2 separate regions of the Mus musculus genome follow, and region 1 is linked to region 2. The links are chromatin contacts, found by POLR2A ChIA-PET in ENCODE. All regions are on one chromosome and are shown on one strand. Each heading gives the region's core, a stretch centred on a gene start or an enhancer-like site at or near the end of the contact. The rest is flanking DNA. Distances are from core to core; before and after follow the strand shown. Region 1 overlaps Rft1 (RFT1 homolog). Region 2 holds the start of Prkcd (protein kinase C, delta).

What was found. ChIA-PET counts read pairs that join two places held with the same protein, here RNA polymerase II (POLR2A).
Region 1: POLR2A ChIA-PET joins it to region 2 with 66 read pairs in Patski. The contact joins the enhancer-like site here to the promoter of Prkcd in region 2. POLR2A ChIA-PET finds 5 or more read pairs at or near these places in 4 of 5 experiments (Patski and embryonic stem cell).

Annotation. Positions count from the first base shown.
Region 1 is chr14:30,665,596-30,669,821 of GRCm38, reverse strand. It overlaps Rft1 (RFT1 homolog), which reads right to left. Exons shown (of 13, transcript NM_177815.3): 6 at 3,006-3,143. Among named protein-coding and RNA genes, the nearest start is that of Rft1, 13 kb to the right of the region's middle. Within about 2 kb of position 2,702, at least 1 of the 3 ENCODE cell types and tissues checked has a DNase peak (open chromatin) inside an H3K27ac peak, as active enhancers do.
Region 2 is chr14:30,624,879-30,629,479 of GRCm38, reverse strand. Prkcd (protein kinase C, delta) reads left to right here and starts at 3,272. Exons shown (of 18, transcript NM_011103.3): 1 at 3,272-3,500.

The sequences.
Region 1 (4,226 bases), core at 1,453-3,952, 41 kb before region 2:
GCTCAAAGGCAGCTTCCTCTAGGAAGCCTTCCTAAAAGATCCCAGACAGACTTCTCCATCCACCCTGACCGTCTGCTCTGATGGCACTAAACGCAGTCTTGCAGTGTGGTTGGCGAGTGTCTCGGGTCTCCACCACAGCAATTCAGCATGGACTCATGTGGAACACACGCTTGCTGTGGTGAACGCTGCAGCTCTACTTAAATATTTCAAGTTACTCAGACATGCCAAAGAATATAAACAGTGGTCATCATTTGAGGTACCATTAGCTTATTATAAATCCAAATGAATACCTATAAAAAACCCGTAATTCTAAAAGACTAGGAAAGGAAACCGAAACATTTGGTCCAGCTGATCTTTCTTGCAGATGATTGTAAGCAGTTTTACCGAGGAGCTGCTCCAAGGAGCCACGCAGGTATGCCGCTTGTGGGAGAGCTGAATGCAGGCTATTCTCTTCTTGTTCTTTGTTTTGTTGTTGTTTTGGGGGTGGAGACTCACTATGCAGACCAGGCTGGTCCTCCTTGAACTTAGAGAGATCTACCTGCCTCCCAAATGTTGGGATTAAATGCACACACCACTACACCTGGCCTAAGACCCCTTCCTCTCTTTACCCCTTTAGAAATAACAAGCCTGAGTAAGTTTTCTACCTGGAACTTCCCAATCTTTAAGTAAATAAAAAACTAGCATGGTCAATAAGCCCAACTCTTTTGGAAGACTGGTTAACCACACAGACCTAACATGGTCCATAGAAAGCAATTACAAGGAAGAGGATCCAAAACAAGCTGTCTGGTTTGGGGTTTAGTCACTTAACTCCTCTGAGCACCAGCTCTCGCATCTGTAAAATGGAGACGAGAGCAGGGTCTTACAGACATTACTATATCCTCAGACTTTTTCCTGATTTTAACCTTGGGGCAGAGTCTTTCTAAGCTGTCAGGCAGTCCTGAGCTCCCCAGACAGCCCAGGAACTCCATGGACTCTTAGCCACCAGCCTCTGCTTCTAGAGTAGCTGGGCTTAGAGGCCTGTGCTATCACGATCATCTTACATGGTTCTTTTCAAAATACAAACAGCTTCACGGAGCTCCTGACGTCTTCAGAGGAGTTACATGAGCCATAGAAGCCAATGGTTTCACTTTAAAAATAGAGTCTGTAGTTGCAGTCTACAGTCCCAACCAACTCAGACGATGAGAAAAGACTGTCTGAGCTCAAGAGGTAGCACTTGGCCAGGCAAAAGAACAAACAAGCAAAAACACAAAACCAAACAAACAAAAAGCCAGAGTCTGCAGGCTTCAGCTCTACTCCTGTTGCCTCCCAAATCAAGAGGAAACTCTCTGAGGCCTAGAAACGTCCCTTCCTGGCTATCTGCAACCTGAATCACACCAATCATGGAGTCAGCCGTTTCAGGATTGGGGCAGCTGTCCCAAGGATACAGGTGCAGGTACTCTCAGTTAAACTGTAACGTGCTCACACCACTGCCAATGGTGTTAGCCTTGCTTCAGATGGTGATACCGACTTGTGCCAGGCCACGGTTAAGCCTATACAGGCTCCATCTCATTAGGCCCTCAAAACCTTATAAGGAACAGGTCCTTATCACCCTTACTGGGCATGTAAAGAAACTATTAACAACTCAACAAACACTCCTTTCCAAAACATGCTGGAGAACAGAGAGGCTGGTCAATATGAAAAGCTGGTCAGGTCACAGTGGGCACTGGGAGACCCTAGTGTGGGAGAGACTCCTCTAATTTGGAATCCTAGCCATTTACACCCACAAATGAGACATAGTGGTGGCCAAAACTGTCCTGGGTTAAGGTCTGCTAAGAGCCAGCTGATGAGAACGGAGCACTCCTTGCTAACAAGTGAGAACACAGCAGGCTCTGACATCTAATACCTGGGCCTTCCTTACCATTGTGTAACAGGACTCCATGAATTCAGAGCCTCTGTTCCCACAGATCTGCTACCTTCTCAAGTAATCACAAAAGAGAAGTGAAGCAGATACCCTTCTACTACAAAGAAACAAACAACAAACCAGCAAACAGGTGCTGAGAAAAAGACAGGAGCCCAGCATGAAGCAGCTACGTGGTGTCCTGTCCCCTGAGAGGCTCTGGTTCCAGGCTGGCAATAGCACTGACCCCATCAGAGTGGGAAATGCAAGACAAACCGCCAGAGAGGGAAAAGGGGTCGAACATGATGAGGCTTCACTCCTGCATGCCAGCATCCAGCTTTCTCCTTTGGTCTGATGGGAAAGTAGTCATGTGAAATGCTGCCCCACTCCAAGATCAAAACAAAACAAAACAAAGCCAGACATTATCTTTCTTATCTTTCATACCAGCACTCAGGAGGCTGAGGCAGAATTGCAAGCTTGAGACCAGTATGGGATAAATAGCAAGACTTTGTCTCAAAAAGGTCCAAAATGAGACAACAACCACTGGGGGTTATCCCTGCATTCTCAGAATCCTGGACTGTCTCTGCCAGAGGTCAATCCAAGAAAACGGTTGGAGGAGAAGACACAGGAGTGGAACATGGGCACTGGATCCCCTGCGGACTGCTAATTGCGCTCTATCCTCACCCTGGACAGGTACAGCCTTAACTCAGCCTTAGCTCTTTAACCCTAATGCAGGAAGAGTGAAAATGTTAGCCTTCAGAGATGGAAGCACTGGATGACGCACGTGAAGGATTACAGAGCCCGGCAGTTTTTCTCTACTGGGAGAGGTGAGCCTCTGAGGAGATGTGGCAGTGTCTGGAGGTGCTGTAAGTGCTGGGCTGGTGCGGGAAGACCTACTGGCATCATGAGCCAGGAATGCTAAACACCCCAAGGTGCATAACAGTCCCTATAACCAAGCATGCCCTATGCAAAAATCACCAGTGCTAAGATTTGGAAATCCTGACCTAGTATGTGGCAAGCACTCAATAAATACAATCTGTAAATTTATCTTTCCTATTATAAAATAAGCCAGCTGCAGTTTCTCTATCTCGAGGAAAACCATCATCTGTGAACAAAATGCATTACTCACTCTGCTTCTTGAAATACTGGGCAACAGTTGTGTTACTCTGGAGACAGGAAGAGTTAGTTGCTTGGCTGATTCTGGGGAACGCAGTAATTGTATTAAATAGATGGCATAGCAGAGCACCAGAACAGTCGTGTAGAGAAGCTGAAACAAGAAAGCCGAGGGTTGGAATTGAACTGTTCTGAGAGGGGCATAATCACAACAGAACTATCAATATTACTCCAAGGTCAATCAAGGCATAAAAGTGTCCTAATTAACTGCACCCTCCAAAGCACAGCCCACCACTCAGAGCCAGTGCCACCGTGGCTCCTGTGCATAGGCTCTAACACTGGACTTGCCTGGAGAACACAACTTCCAAGGTAGACAGCCAGGAGCTCAAACGGCTCAGATGTCAGATACCCACCCAGCAAACTGACTCCAGGTGTCCTGCCTGCTGACAGCCGGGATTTGCCAACATTTAGGACTGGGTTTTCCATAAACCATGGAACTTGTGCCATTTATGATTACAAAGCAGAATTGAGCTACTGGCTCTCTCTCCTCCCCACCCAGGGCATTGGCAGGGTGACAGCTACTTCCAGCTCCAAGAGGAAAAGGTGGGGTCATGAGAAGGTCTACCTCACCCTCCACCCAACTGGGACAAAAGAATCGCCTTTGGTCAGAAGTAGCCAGCTAGCTTTTGTTTGAAGGCTAGAAATGAGTACCCAAATGGCCCCTTGCCACCAGCCCCCTTCTGAGAATGACAGTGCACCTTAGCTCCAGGACTGGGACCTCCAAATCCCTTTTTTTCTTTTCTTTTGATTTTTCAAGACAGGGTTTCTCTGTGTAGCCCTGGCTCTCCTGGAACTCACTCTGTAGACCAGGCTGGCCTCGGACTCACAGAGATCCACCTGCCTCTGCCTCCCGAGTGCTGTGGTTGGGGGTGAACACCACATTGTCCAGCCCAAGCCCCTCTTTCTACTTGTCTATACAAGGGAACTCCTGTCAAAAGGCACATGGCAGGGAAAGGGGTCGTCTTCGGTAGGCAGCTTAGTGTCCTATATGCTCTAATCTCAGTCATCAGCCGTCTTCACTCAGGCCTCAAGGCCTTAAGCAAGCAGTGGAAGTGGGAGCTGCTTACTCCCCCGTCCCACTCACTCCCCCATCCTTGTGGGAGCCACTCCCTCCCCCGTCCTTGTGATAGGTGTGCTTCTCCACCTCTCCTCACCTTCCTGCGGAGCTGAGTTCTGA
Region 2 (4,601 bases), core at 2,023-4,522:
AGTCTTCGCGCTCTCCTCTGGACAATTCCTCCAGAAACTCACAGAGGACCAGCCCAGAGTGGTTGCTGCTCGGTTCCACCCACATCTTGTGCTAGGCTTTATGCTAACCTGGAGGAGGAGAGGAGGAGAAAGAGAAGAGGGGGATCACTTCTGTGTGGATGCTCAGCCTTGCTAGAGGATCAATACCCTGTGTTGAGGACTATCCCGTGCCCTTTCAAAGCTGAGAGCCTGTGACTTAGCATAATGACCATTCCTGTAATCCTAAACATACAAACATACAGACCACGTCCTTAGCAGAGGTCCACCTTGGATCAAACTCTGTGTTCTCTCTCTCTCTCTCTCTCTCTTGCTCTCGCTCTCTCCTTCCCCTGTGTCTGTCTGTCTGTCTGTCTGTGTTTGTCTGTGTTTCTCTTTCCTTGTGCAGCCACTTTTACAGGTGAGGACTTAAGCTGGAAAGGGCGTGGTCACAATGATACAGTCAGGGTCATAGAGTCAGCACATGATACAGCCAGTTTCCTTTGAGGCCTCGATAGGCCCTTATGAGGTTAGTTAGGGACAGCTCAGGCCTACCCAGTGCCTACCCAGTGCTGTACCCAGCTCCATAATGAGTGGTCCTAACCAACCTGGGCCTGAAGTCCCTGACCTCTACCCAAGCCTGTCTTCTCTGAGTTCCTTGGGCCAGGCCAGTCTCTGGAGAGAAGCCCACCACGCACTGCTCTTGTGCCTTTGCCAGAACATGGCCATCTTAGCTACTCTACATTTCCTTATATCACAGTTCCCCTTGCTAGTCACCAAAGTTGGGTTTGAAGATCATATGCAGGACACATATCTAGCACCTAAGACAAGGCCCAGTACTGGGTAGACCCCATCCCCAACCACCCAGTCTTCTTCATCTCCTTTTCCCAAGGCAGAAGGCAGCATGTGGGAAGAAAGGTTTAGTGGCTGAATCTAGAGCTCCCCAATGGCTGGCTCTCCCGCTGTGGTCCCTGGCACAGGGTAGGTCCTTTGTTGATGTTGAGGGAGAGGCTAGGTTGGCTGCTGCGGATCTGGAGGAGGAGCCAGATAGGGTGAAACCCAACTCCAGGTGGGCAAAGGTCACTTGAGCTCACCCCCGCACACCCTTTCCTTCAGCTCAAGAGTTTAGCTTTCCCAAGTAAGCTAAAGAATAGGGTCCCGGGGGCTGGTGAGATGGTTCAGCTGTTAAGAGTGCCGACTGCTCTTCCTAAGGTCCTGAGTTCAAATCCCAGCAACCACATGGTGGCTGACAACCATCTGTAATAAGATCTGACGCCCTCTTCTGGAGTGTCTGAAGACAGCTACAGTGTACTTACATATAATAAATAAATAAATATTAAAAAAAAAAAAAAAAGAATAGGGTCCCAAGCCAGGCGTGGTGGTGCACACCTTTAATCCCAGCATTCGGGAGGCAGAGGCAGGCAGATTTCTGAGTTTGAGGCCAGCCTGATCTACAGAGTGGGTTCCAGGACAGCCAGGGCTACACAGAGAAACCCTGTCTCAAAAAAACAAAACAAAACAACAACAACAAAAAGAATAGGGTCCCTTAGCTGATGGAAAGGGCATAGATGGGAAGAGCATCAGGGAGTCACAGATGGGAAGAGACACAGCAGAGACAGGTAGAGGAATGTTAATAGGAAATGACCCAGGAAACAGCATGCTTACAAGCCTGATGTGAGGCAGAAGGTTCCAGAAGGAATCCAATTTGCCCAGTCAACTTTGTGGGAAGAATCCACTGTCATGGGGTGGGGACAGTTATCAGGACTGGGGACTTAAATACTAATTTTCAAACTGGGTCCTCTTTCTTTCAGGGTAGAGGGAAGCAGCAGCCTTCCTCTTTCTACAGAAGGGACGAGTCATTGTGGTTTCCTCTCTCTAGCTCAATCCCCAATGTACATTTAAAATAAGGTTTGGAGCCCCACATCTCTGCCAGGGTCCCCCATCCCTGGAAGTTTCAAGCCTCCACGGGTGGGGCAGCACTTCTCTTTTTATTTTTTTTATTTTTTTATTTATTATATGTAAGTACACTGTAGCTGTCCTCAGACACTCCAGAAGAGGGAGTCAGATCTCGTTAAGGATGGTTGTGAGCCACCATGTGGTTGCTGGGATTTGAACTCCTGACCTTCGGAAGAGCAGTCGGGTGCTCTTACCCACTGAGCCATCTCACCAGCCCCTGCAGCAGCACTTCTCTTGATCTCAGTCGGCAAAGAGCTGTCTAGACTTCTATTCCTTCTAGGTAGTTTTCCAGAAGGAACTTAGGTATCTTGGGCTATTAGAACCCTCTTGTATCCTCCCAGGAAGAGTTCTCGTTTGTTTGGTTTTGTTGAGACAAGGTCTCTCATGAACAGGCTGGCGTCCACACTCTATTCTCCTGCTTTCTCCCCCTGAGCACTGGAGTATTATTCTGAGCCTCCATCTGTGGTTTACTCTGTGGTGGGGGTCAAACACAGCGCTCTCTGCGTGCTAGAAAAAACGATCATCTGCCCAGCCCAGGAAGTCATTTCTTTGGGTAAGTATAATGTAACAGCTTAGTGTTCTGGGCTTTGGGGACAGAAAAATGGAGTCCCTGGCTCCCATTTGGTGCTCAGACTTTGGGCCCAGGGGACCCTTAATGAGTGAATGAGTTACAGCTGACAATCAAATCCCTCTTATGAGCTTGACTGAGCAAGGGGAGCTCTGAACCGTGGGCTCAGGAAAGACAGTGAGATGGGGGCAGAGGCAATTCCCACAATTGTCTGAGGAGCAGTGCTGAGACAAACTGGCTAGAACCTCTCGCCCTGGAGACCTCCCAGCTCCTTCTCTCGGGCAGGACTGGAACCGGCAGGCCTGGCGGCGTGGCTCTGCTCAAGCCAGCAGGAAGAGGAATGAGGCCAGGCAAGGCGGGCCAGCTGGCCAGTGGGGAGTCCCGGGTGTGGGCGCAAGTAGTTGGGGAAGCCCCGTCGGTGCCTCCTGGGCTCCATTGTGTGTGCAGTGCTCAACCCCACCCCCCAACTTGGCCTCGGAGTCCTCCTCTATAAATTAGTCCCCTGAGATGGGATGGCCTGCGTGCCACTGGCAGGCGAGGCGCCACAAGAGCCAGAGACGGCTAACAGATCTGGGGACCCAAGGACTTGCAACTCAAAGAGGCTGAGACGCGCTGGACCCCCAGCTCACGTGGGCGGAGCTTCGAAGGGGCGGGCGCCCGTGGGGCGGGTCCTGAGTGGGGGCGGGACCGGGGCCGGCACCTGGGTGAGGTCGCGCAGCCCCTCCCCTTTGCACTTCCGTGTGCCGCGGCGCCAGAGCAGGAGGCGGCGGCCGCGGGGATCCCGCGAGCGGCCCGTGGACATCTACCCTTCGAGCCGGGACCCGGGAGGTCCCCACTGGCCTCCGGACCCGTCCGGATCAGACTTGTGCCTACCTCCCCGTCCACGCGCATCCGGGAGAGCCGCGCCACGAGACGGACCCCGGCTCGCCGGGACCCCTGGCGCCTGGCCCTGCGTCGGGAGGTGAGTGAGAGCTGGGCCCGGGCGCGGGGTCCGAGTTAACTCGAGGGCGCAGCGGCCTTTCTCCCCCTTTTCCTCGCCCGTAGTCTCCATTCCCCGCTTTCTTCTCTGGCTCCTGGTTCTGAAACTGAGAAACTGAGCCAGGAGCAGCCAAAGTCCCGCCGAGCACGGAGACCCGCCGGTGCCTCCATACCCTGGTCGGTCTGACCCTCTCTTCGACGGCTGGAGCCCAGGCCCGACTACTCCCAGCATCTTTAACCCCCTACTCCACCCCTGTGTGTCTTTATCCCCGCCGAGGGACCGTCCGATCTTCTCAAATCTCTCAGGGGACTCTGCACATTCGTCGGTCCCCACCCCCTCTTGCCTGGTCCTCTGCTCCCAGGCCAGGTCTGTTTGCCCCTCGCCGTCCGTGTACTCCGTCTCCCCACCCCCACCAGATCCGCCGTCCCCTCGACCCAGTCCTCCCAGAGCCGCACCCCCAGCCCACGCTCGCCTGCCCCTGCCAGTCCAGTCTCCGGTCCTTTTCACCACCGGGCGGAGGGCGGGCCGCCTGTCTCCCTAGCCTCCAGTGCTTGGGTCCCAGGCGGGCGGACTCTCACGGCGCCGCCTCCTTGCCCTATCTCTTCTTTCAGTCTCGGTGTCTTTCTTGGCTTTCCATCTGTCTCTGAGCTGGGCGTGGCTCCAGCCTCCACCATTCCCCTGTCCTCTCTGATCCCCCGTGTCCCTTCTCCGGGTGGTCTCTGCCTGGTGCTGTCAGTCTCTGTCCCACTGGAGAGACGCCACCCCCTCTGGGGGCCCAGTAAGGTGATGAGGACAGCAGTGACGGGAGTGCTCTGCCCTGCCGGCTGGCAGTGGAGAGGGAGCACCATCACAACTGCTCCCACTTCCCCAACTCTCTTATACAGGGGAGGGGAGAGAAGGGAGCCTCACTCAGCACCCCACTCAAACCTGGAGGACTTAGACTGAGTGGGGGAGATCCCTTTTTCCTTTGGCCGCTACCCTGGGCCCTCGGAGGAGTCTGGCTTCTGTTGCTGTAGTATCTGTGTCTGGACTTGTGAGTATAGTGTGTATCTTGTCTCTTTGTGTATTATTTGTCATAGTGGG